Regions from separate parts of the Homo sapiens genome. Here region 1 is linked to region 2. Evidence: read pairs that join two places in POLR2A ChIA-PET (ENCODE). Cell type or tissue: A673. All regions are shown on one strand. Links, peaks and the distances in the headings refer to the core of each region. The heading gives the core; the rest is flanking DNA.

Region 1 (5,392 bases), core at 270-5,269, 510 kb before region 2:
AAATTAATTCTAAGCATTTTTAGGACTTTATTAATATTGTAGAATGCATTCATCTGTTTCTGGTACATTTTGCATAATTTGTGTTTCTGTTCATCCCTTCAATTACTTTGTGAAATCAATTGCTTTTAGTTCATGCTATTGAGCCCACGAGACAAATACAGAACAGTGTGAAGGTAATGATGGTTATATTGATGACAAAAAAGAGCCAAACACTCAAATGGCTTGTATCTTTGTGGTTTTTTATTTAGGTACAAAATTAAAATTTCAATTGATGCTTGAGGCTTTAGCCCAACACTTCTTATCCTGTCTCTCAGTAAGATGAGATCTGGCACAACTGATTCAATTAGGTACTTGAAATGCTGCAGAAATGGCCTTAAGGATGCTATTGCTGCTATTGTACACAATTATTTCCTCAGTAATTATCATTATATTTTCATAGAATTTTAAGTAGTAGTTATTCTTGCATATTTTGTAGTTTTGCTTATATTACAAGTTTAACAGGAGAAATACACTATCACAGATTGATCAATACTTGAATATTCATGACAAAAACACATACATTCCTATTAAGAAAAGTCTAAATAGTCCTTTCTAACTCTGTAATTAAAAAAGAGAAAAGCAATGAATCAATTATTTTCATTTATTTGAACCAACATGGGCAACTGCCTACAGAAAAACCATTTATAAATTATTTTGTAAAGTGCTTTAGCATGTATTTGAACTTTCTAAGAAAGAAAGAATGCATCATTGCCTCTTCCCTAAATAAGTAATTATTTCAAGGGAAGAGATTCACACTGAAAATATTTAGGTCAAAATGACCTGTCCTTTCCTAGTCTGATTCAACTAGCACAGAGTCTATATCCTTACCCCACAGCATCTGCCTGCATTGCCACTCTGAGCATCGAGCATCAGGAGTTAACATCAACCTAAGATTTTCAAGGTTGGAGGTAGCCTTGCAAAGACATTGAGTCCATTGGTTCTCAAATGAGTCTGTTTACATAATCATTTTAAGGGTTTTCTGTGAAATAAATAAAATAGAGACAAAATAATATATTTCATAAAGTTAATTGTATTCAGTTTGAAGTCATGTGCTTTAATCTTAGAAAATATCCTTTTAACTTTTTTGGTATTAAAAATATCCTCTGTTATTGAAAGGTAATAAAAAATTAGGTGCCTTTTTTCTTGTTAATGTTCTTACTGAAAAAATTGATGACTCAGCATTGATTTTCTTGGAAAACTGACTGCTTCTGAATATCTAAAGTCTAAGACCAAGTAAACAAAGAGAGCTTGTTTTTTGCATAAGCTTGGAGCAGCTGGTGAGAAAGAAGTACTTGTGGGGTATGGTAGCCTGTGAGCAGCTTTGAAGCAAATGGATAGTGTAAACCAAATATTATCTGAGACAGGTCTCAATCAATTTAGAAGTTCATTTTGCCAAGGCTAAGGACATGGCTGTGACACAAACTCAGGAGGTGCTGACAACACGTGCCCAAGGTGGTCAGACTACAGCTTGTTTTTTTTCACTTTAGGGAAACATAAGACATCTATCGATACATGAAAGATTATGTTGACTTGTTTCAGATAGGTAGGACAATTCAAAGCAGAGGCTTCCAAATCATAGGTGAATTCAAAGATTTTAGTTTATCTGAAGACCTGGAATCTATAGAAGGGAGTATTTGGATTAAGATAGGGGTTGTGGAGACCAAGGTTCTTATTATGCAGATGAAGCCTCCAGGTAGCAGGCTTCAGAGATAATAGATTGTAAATGTTTCTTATCAGATTTTAAAAAGTGCCAGACTCTTAGTTAATTCTCTCCTGCATCGGGAAAAGACGTTGGAAAGGAATGGGGGTTCTCTACAGAATGTAGATTTTTCCCCACAAGAGACAGCTTTGTTAGGCTATTTCAAAATATGTCAAAGAAATTTATTTCGGGTAAAATACTTCCATTTCTTTAAGGGCCTGCTATCTGTCAAGTGATGCTATACTAGAGTCAGGCTGGAATTGCTACAAAAAGTCTATTTCATCAGTCTTAATATCTGTTTTGATGTTAATGCTGGTCAGCTGTGCCTGAATTCCAAAGGGAGGAGGGTATAATGAGGCATGTCCAACCTCCACTTCTCATCAGGGTCTTAACTAGTTTTTCAGGTTAACTATGGAATGCCTTTAGCCATAAGGAGCGGTCATTCAGTTAGTTGGGGGGCCTAGAATTCTATTTTTGGTTTACAATAGGATTGAAAAAATCTGTGTAATCTTAGAGAAATTATTTAACCTAGTTGGGTAATTAATTTCTTTGCTTATACCTGCTGAACTAATGTTACCTTTATCTCAGGTTGTTGTAAAAGTTAGACAAAGTAATGAGTGGTTAGTTAACTCTTTAATCTCTCAATGCAAATGTCACCATCTCAGAAAAACCTCATTTGTTCCACCCTATCTAATGTGCAGTCTCTTTTCACCTACCTACCTGACCATTCTCTATTCCATATAAGGGTACTTATCACCATGGATTTATTTTTATTTCTTTGTTTACTGTTGTTGTTCATTGTCAGTTTTCCCAACCAGAATATAAGAGTCACAAGAGCAGGGACCTTGTCTATCCTATTCCCACTGAACCTCCTGCAAGGAAAATATTGGCAAAAACATCTCAGTACCCAATAAATATTTATTAAATATGAATGAATATAAAGTGTTTGACACAAAAAGACTCAATAAATGTTAGTTCCCTTCTTTCTGACTGAGGGAAAATCTGTCTCCCTAAAATGTTACATAGGCCTTCATCCTCCAAGGCCATGTCTCCTTCTCCAAACATACATTCCCCAGTAAGAAGTAATTCTTTAGGTAACTGTTATTTGATAAGGTCATCTTTATTTCAGAGTTTGCTACAATTAAAAATGATGATGTGATGACAACCTCAAGTTGGGCATTAGATGCAGATTTAGTTTACTGAATAAAAAGAATGCCTAATCTGGGGGATTCATACAGATTGCCAAGGAAATGTCATTTAAAGCCTTCCATTTTAAGACTATGTGCAGTACCTGGTAATTGCTTGTATTAATTTGCATTTCAATCAGTATTGAAAAAAATCTCACTAGGCAGTGGCCTTTAGCTAAATTGTCTTATTCTGTTAAAGCCAACATTAATGAATAAAATGTTTAACTTATCACAAACACACCAAATGCTAGTATTAGAAAAGGGAAAGAAGGAGAGAAGGAAGGAAGGAAGGAAGGAAGGAAGGAAGGAAGGAAGGAAGGAAGGAAGGAAGGAAGGAAGGAAGAGGGTGGGAGAGGTGGGAAGGAGGGAGAGAGTGGGGGAGGGAGGATACTACTGAGCAAAAAGCAAAATCACAAATAAGAAAGTCAAAGGCTTCAGAGTCAGTCTCTACACATCAACACATCAGAAACGAAGGCCTCAAGGAAGGCTTTTATACATCTGAGATGCCAGAAATGGTCTTTTCTGAGGAGGCTGAGGCACTAGCCCAACAGAGAAGTGTTTTTCATTGTCTTTCTTTCTTTTTAAACTCATTTACTACTTAGATTAAAGAATAGTGTTTTCCAACCATAATGCAAACATAGATATCTGGGACAAGAATACAAGAGTCTGAGTCAGACAATCCCTGTCTTAGTCTTGATTGTCATCTATCACTCACTCCAAGTACTCACTTAGTGTCTTGTATATCAGAGACTGGCAGCCATTAAAACTCAATTTGTCAAAGCTCCAGCTCTTTTCCCTTGACAGGAAGAGTGTCCAATGCAGCTGTGGGAAGTGGTGGGAAAATGGACCAGGTAGTTGGTGGAAACACAAGCCAAGACTTAGTATGTCTATGTCTGTTTAGCACAGAACTAGAAGATATAAAAGATATTTAGACTTCCAGTTTGGGGTCCAATATGTAAAATGTTTGTAAATTATCATTTCCATCCTTATGACAAGAAAATGATGGGGGAAAAAAAAACAAAACAGAAATTCAGTGACTTTTCTTGGACCCACTGGATAACTGAGGTCACAGGAGATCTAGGCAGATCCAGAGAGATGCAAGTGAGAGCTGCTCACCTGGACCAGAAGCCACTGGGGCCATAAACTGGTAGGAAAACTTAAATGGTAATTTTGATATATTTCTGGAGGATGAGTGTGGACTAGCTTGAGAGTGAGAATATCCTGGGGACTGCAAGTCTTAAAGAGCCCTTTCATGGGTTCTGCCTCTAGGAATGCTACCAGGTTCTCATGGTCAAGAGCCAAGAAAGATCACCTTCTGGCTATAGCAAGGGGAAGGGAAGAGTAACCATTGCAAAATACGCCTACACGTTCTATATAACAAAGACCTACTCACCAGAGGGAAAGACTTTGCCAGAGGCTTATCTCATCTAGAATAAGGGCATTTTCTCCCACTACAGCACCCTCTAGCATTTATCTCACTTAAGGGAGTGGGTAGTGGGTGAGCTAAGAAACCCTCGAGAAGGTCACAGTCCAGAGATACCTGCCCACTAAAAGATTGAGATTTAAAGATAAGATAATGGCAAACTTCCTCTCCCCCATAATTTACCACCACAATGAAAGGGCTCCAGTAAAGCAACAGGGGATTCAGCTGAAAGAGGTGCAAGAATCAGACTCTTTTTAAGGAGTAATTTTTAGGAAAAACAAAAGACAACAGGAGAGACAAAAACAAGGATGCCAGAAAAGTTGAAGCCTCTGGTACCTACAGCTACAACAAATATCAACACAGTTCAATTACTAGCCAAATTGGCAGAAAAAACTCATACTAAAGGTTCATTTCCCTTAGTTCCCATTACCCAATATATCATGGCCAGATTTCAACAACCACATTACAAGGTGTGCTAAAACACACACACACACACAAAAACATGCTGTGAAGAAACAAAGCAAACATCAGAATCAGATTCAAATGTGAAACAGATGTTGGTACTATCAGGCCTGAAATTTTAAATAATTATGATTATGATTAATATGCTTAGATCTCTAACAGGTAAAAGTAGACAACATGCAAGAACAGAAGTGATATATAAGCAGAGAGATGAAAACATTAAGACAAATAAAAAGGAAACACTAGAAATTGAAAACACTGTAACAAAAGTTAAAGAATGCCTTCAATGGGCTCATCAGCAGATTGGACATGGCTAAACAATCAGTGAGACTAAAGACACATCAATAGAAACTCCAAAACTGAGAAGCAAAGAGAAAGGAGAATTTAAAAAGAAAATAGAATACAACACTCAAGAACTGTCAGATAGTTTTAAAAGGTATAACTTACACATAATTGAAACACCAGAAGGAAAAGAAGGAGAAAACAGAGCAGGAGAAATATTTGGAGTAATAATGGCTGAGAATTGTCCAAAATTAATGACACCAAACCACAGATCCAGGAAGCTAACACCAAGCAGGGAAC
Region 2 (5,392 bases), core at 65-5,064:
ATATAACACATAAACAATTTTTTCTTAAGTTTCTGCTTTACCATCATATGATTGTGTTCATGCAAGTACAATCATTAAAACTGTCCTCCTAAGCATATATCATAGCACCACCTTTTATTTGCAGTACTTGATATGTAAATTTCATTGTCAAAACATATCTGGCTTTATCAATGTAAACATATTTGCTACAAGTAAACTTTAAAGGTAAAAGTGAATACTAATGAATAAATCAAAATAGAACTGAGCATCACATGATATAATTAAGCAAACATTATATAATACTGTTTCAATAAGAACCACAACTTAATACATTTCACAAAAAGGAAGGAAAAACAAAAAGTAATGTGTAAACTGCCAAAATAGTGTTAAAATACTGAAGGATATAATGCAAAATTTACCTCTGAAAAACAAGGGGAAAACAACAAAACCATGCTGTGAAAACTAAATTTGGTTTAGTAGTTACAACCGTCATTTTACTGCAAAGGCTTACTAAAATGCACTCCAACAAAACCATTTATTTTCTATCTCCCCTTTTAAAAAAACTACTGCGTTTAGTCACATAAGTTGGATATTTTGTGGAAATTTCACATTTTTTGTCAGCTGCGGGATTGTTACCCAAAAAAACCTTTCATCTCTAAACTATCTTTCCAAATAACCAAAAACATTATCATCATGAAAATTACCATTATAAAATCAAATAATTCCTAAACAAATCATAAAAATAAATCTGCCTTAACCTAGTAAGTACAGAAAAAGTGTATACATAAGTGCTGAAAATTACAGAAAAATATTCAATGAATAAGCAAAAATGTTCACATTTATCATTACTATTGTTTTTTTGCTTTCTGGCTAAAATTAAGGAACAAGTTTTTAAAAGGTGAGCAAGAAAATTCAGTGCCACTTTGGGTCTGTCTGCAATATACAAATGAGTTACATCTGTAGTACGAGGCAGACTCTATTTTTTATTAAACATAATTAAGTTATAAAGACTTCAAATTTCTAGAACCAGCTATAACACTGTGGTAAGCAAAATAAATTTGTTCTTATTGCTCTCATTATAATTCCAGCTTAATCTACAAATGTGAACATTTTCCATATGTTGTCTCAAACCATACTAATACAAAAAATATAGAGCAATATCTGTTGGTTTCCACAGATAAATGGAAAAAGGAAAAAATGAAATTTGAATATTATTTCATCTTCTTAAGTGTCTTTAACATTATTAGCACTTCAAGCAGCACTGGACACAGCAAGTTTCTTCAAGTGATCCATAAACACTTGTAAACTAACATCATCTGTAAGAATAGGTGCTCCAGACTCCTAGAGGAAAAAAGATATTTGTTATGATTAAAGCATAGGGTGATATCATGGAATTTATACACAAATGTTTAAAATAGACAAGGAAATCATTTGAAATGCCTATGGTCCTATTAAATAAAAAGAATCTAACTGGCCTCCGTCCCTGGTTGCTGGGAGGGAGACTCTACATCCTTAGAATTCCCTGATAATAGGAGTGTCTTTATTCATAGGCTGATGGGATCACATAGGAGTTTATGCTATGAGATGAGATGAATCAGGATGGCGGCTAGTCACCACGAAGACTAACAATGGAATTAGAGGCTTGGTGCTTTTAAAAGAAAGCCTGACCTCCAGACCCTTTCTCCCTGGCATTTTAAGAGAAATCCCAGCTGGAAGGAAGCAAACTCATAATATCATTTTTTAAATAAACTATGCTTCTCAAGTTTTCAGGTCGTTTTAATTGATTTCTGTAGGTTCCAAGTAATTAACAAGAGTTAGGGAAAATTCCTATTATCCATTTTAATAAAAACTGTATTGACAGAATGATCTTGGTAACCCAATCCATTAACAATGAAATTTTACTTCAGCAAGAGAAGGTATTTCTAGAAGATTTTTAATCTGAATTTTACATTTTTCTTCTTATACTCAAGTTCTTATTAATTATAAATATTCAAAGTCTAAAACAGGGAAATTAAGTAATTTCAGCAAATTATTGGCAAATGTGAGATGAGAACTTATAGCTCCTGTGATTCTAGTCTGGCATAGCCACAAACATGCCATAACCTCTCCTGAATAAAGGGAAATCAATTTTATCATATGTTTATTCAAAAGAACTTGAAAGATTTGATAATGAAGGGAGGCAATCCCTTACTGGGATTAAGGGCATAGAGTCTGGATCCAGAATGCCTAGGCTCAAATTCTGGCTCTGCCACTTCCTACCCATATGACTGAATAAGTTATTTAAACTATGTCTTAGTTTCCCCATGTGTAAAACAAGGATAATAACAGGACCTATCTTACACAAGTTGTTGTAATGATTAAATGAGTTAAATTCTATAAAGCAAACAGAACAGTACCTAGTACACACAGTAGACATACATGTTTTAGCTATTTCTATTGTTCCTCCTGTTCAAAAATCTATAACAATGAAATACTTTTCTTTATTCTATATGCATAGCTAACACAGAAAAGCACAAGTCTCAAAACTGTAACCTAAACCAGTAACAACCTCATGGCTCTTACTTTTTTCTTCCTGTAACTATGCCTGATTTTATTTTCATTTTACAATGTTTTCCATCTCAAGTCACCCAATCTCAGAGCCATTTCTCCTAGTCAAGACAAAATATAAGGATTTCCTAATTTATATACCACAGAGCTCCTGCTTGAAATGATAAATACCAATGCTCATTCGATTTTATAAAAAATTAGCAGTTAGCTGATCTCAACTTTTCAAATGGACCCTTTTTCTATTTAAAATATATCCAGGATTAGGCAGAAAGGTACAAGCTTTACATTATTTAGTATATGAGGCACTACAGCAACAGAGGCCTCCAGCACTGTCACAGAAGTGTTGCAGTGGTGCCCTCTTACGGCCGTTCATGGATAATACTTATCATAGGGTCCTTGATTTCTGACCCCCAAAAAATCCTGTAAGCTATTAGAGTCCATTAATTTTTAGTAAAATTCTTGGTTACTGTTATTTCCTTTAAATGCAATCATCAAATTAACTTGATTAAAAATTCAGAGTCTGGAGTTAGACCTTGGTTAAAATCTAGACCCTGCCACAGTTTAGCTACATGATCTTGCATAAAATACTTAATCTATATGAGCCTCAATTTCCTCTCATGAAATATAGGATTACTAGTATCCACCTTATAAAAGTTAATTAAATGAGAGTACACTAAAAGCATAGTGACTAAAACAGTAGATTCAGTGTATTAGATATTATGATTATTAAAATATTGACATCATTACTCATAAAAATCTTAAGAAAGACCTGAGCACTCTTATTTATGCCTGTAATGCCCCTACTTCCAGGCAGTAACAATTACACTTCAGAGTTTAAAATAGGTTTCCTTTCCCATGTTAAATATAAGAAGTGACTTTTTTTTCCATTGATAATAGTGAAAACTAATAGCTAACATTTACTGAGTATTACTGTCCATTTCAAGCATGTTTTATTAAACTCTATAGACAAGGAAGTGAAAACAAAGAGAAGTCAAGTAACTTGCAGAGTCTGCATTTTCCATTACCAGCCTTCCACCCTTCCAAGATTACTTTTTATAACCTCCCCAACTTTTAGAACTTTTGGACCTGGGATTCAATTTATTTACCTATATTACAAAAACTCTTAACTCCTAGCCACCTCCACAGATTTCCAATATTCTAATCTCTGCTCTCTCCTGTCCAGATCTATTGTATTCAATATATGCTATGTTTAAGGTCCTATGGAAAATCAAAAATGAAAATGACAGTTATTGCCTCAAGTAATTAATAATCTAACAGGAGCAATGCCATAAAAAATGGAGGCGGGAAAAGGGATGACAGGACAGGGATATTACACAAATTCAATCATGCAATTGTAGGACGGTGCTATGGTTTGAATATCTGTCCCTTCCAAAACTCATTTTGAAAATCCCCAATGTGGCAGTATAAAGGTGGGGCCTTTAAGAGGTGACTGGGTCATAAGGGTTCCGCCCTCATGAAACAATTAAAATCTATTCATGGATACTCCCAGGCACAGTGGCTCACACCTGTAATCCCAGCACTTTGGGAGGCAGAGGTGGGCAGATCACGAGATCAGAAGATCGAGACCATCCTGGCCAACATGGTGAAACTCCATCTCTACTAAAAATACCAAAAAAATTAGCTGAGTATGGTGGTGTGTGCCTGTAGTCCCAGCTACTCAGGAGGCTGAGGCAGGAGAATCGCTTGAACCCAGGAGGCAGAGGTTGCAGCGAGTCGAGATCGCGTCACTACACTCCAGCCTGGCAACAGAGCAAGACTCCGTCTCAAAAAAAAAAAAAAAAAAAAAAAAAGAACATTATGGAAGCATGCTCTAGATATTTTTAGTAAATAAAATAGGCCCTCACCACTGCTGCAAAAGCGTTTTATTAATCTTCAGTTGATTTTTGTATTCTTTAGAACTGTTTTTAATCTTTTCTAGTTTTTTTGGCCCCTAACTCCAGCCTTTTTCACTCCTAAATAATCTCATATTATTGAAAAGAAACAGGCAATTATCCAATGTGAGTTTTCACTCCACCTAAAAACCTTTCTGTCTTCACCCTTCTTACCTTTTGCTTTTGCAGAAATAAGTGCCCTGCCTCCTTACCAATGCTTAACGTCCATATACTGCTTATGATCATATTGTCTCCTGAGGATCTTAAATATCTGTTCTTTTGTGTCTTTCCTATGCTTGGTCTCCAAATAAGTTCTGTGCCCTTACCGTAATAACAATCATCTGCCTATCCTACTGCTTATCCTCAGGTTAAATTTGCAAAAGAATCATTTATACTTTCGACCTCCGCTTCTTTCTCACCCACTAATTCCTTATAAATTTATCTTCTTACTCAACCACCATACTAAAGCCGCTTACACAATGCCACGAATAACCTCCTAGCCATCAAATCCAAGCACCTTTTCTCACTCTGTATCCCTCTTCAACTGTCTGCGGCATGTCAGTTTGTTACCTCCTTCTTCTTCCTTCTATAAAGTCACCTTTTATGACATACTATTCTTTTCATTCTGCCTCTCTGATAATTCACTAAACACTCCTACCACTTGTACTCCCCTGAAGTTTTTGTCTCATCTCTCCTTTACCTCTTTACTCTCTCTTCAGACAAGCATTTACTGTGATGACTTTATCACCTTTCTCATTCTTGCCCTGACCATCAAACCCAAATTGCCAACAGCCCACTCAACATGGCCATAATCAATATGGTCATCTTATTGTGGCTCAATAAGGCCTTCTAGATAGTACCTCAAACTCAGTGTCTAAACCAAACAATTTCTCTCCACTCTCCCATTTATTGACATATGTTTTCCTAGTCACTCAGGCTTAAAACCCCAAAATACCCTGTTTCCCCTCACCTGT

The links. Peaks named below come from ENCODE experiments on the same cell type or tissue, not always from the same donor. Only the 100,000 strongest peaks of a DNase experiment are listed, where the experiment ranks them.
Region 1: POLR2A ChIA-PET joins it to region 2 with 11 read pairs; 1 of 35 experiments calls an interaction of 5 or more read pairs at or near these places.

What each region holds. Positions count from the first base shown.
Region 1 is chr14:38,523,986-38,529,377 of GRCh38, forward strand. No RefSeq gene overlaps it. Among named protein-coding and RNA genes, the nearest start is that of CLEC14A, 270 kb to the left of the region's middle. In A673, for the core only: no CTCF peak of the experiment used is centred there; DNase peaks (open chromatin) are centred at 3,026, 3,326 and 3,686; H3K27ac peaks cover 3,918 bases.
Region 2 is chr14:39,032,009-39,037,400 of GRCh38, forward strand. It overlaps SEC23A (SEC23 homolog A, COPII component), which reads right to left. Exons shown (of 20, transcript NM_006364.4): 20 at 1-1,320. The coding sequence ends at 1,231. Among named protein-coding and RNA genes, the nearest start is that of SEC23A-AS1, 68 kb to the right of the region's middle. In A673, for the core only: CTCF peaks have their summits at 2,893 (motif pointing left) and 3,096; a DNase peak (open chromatin) is centred at 2,873.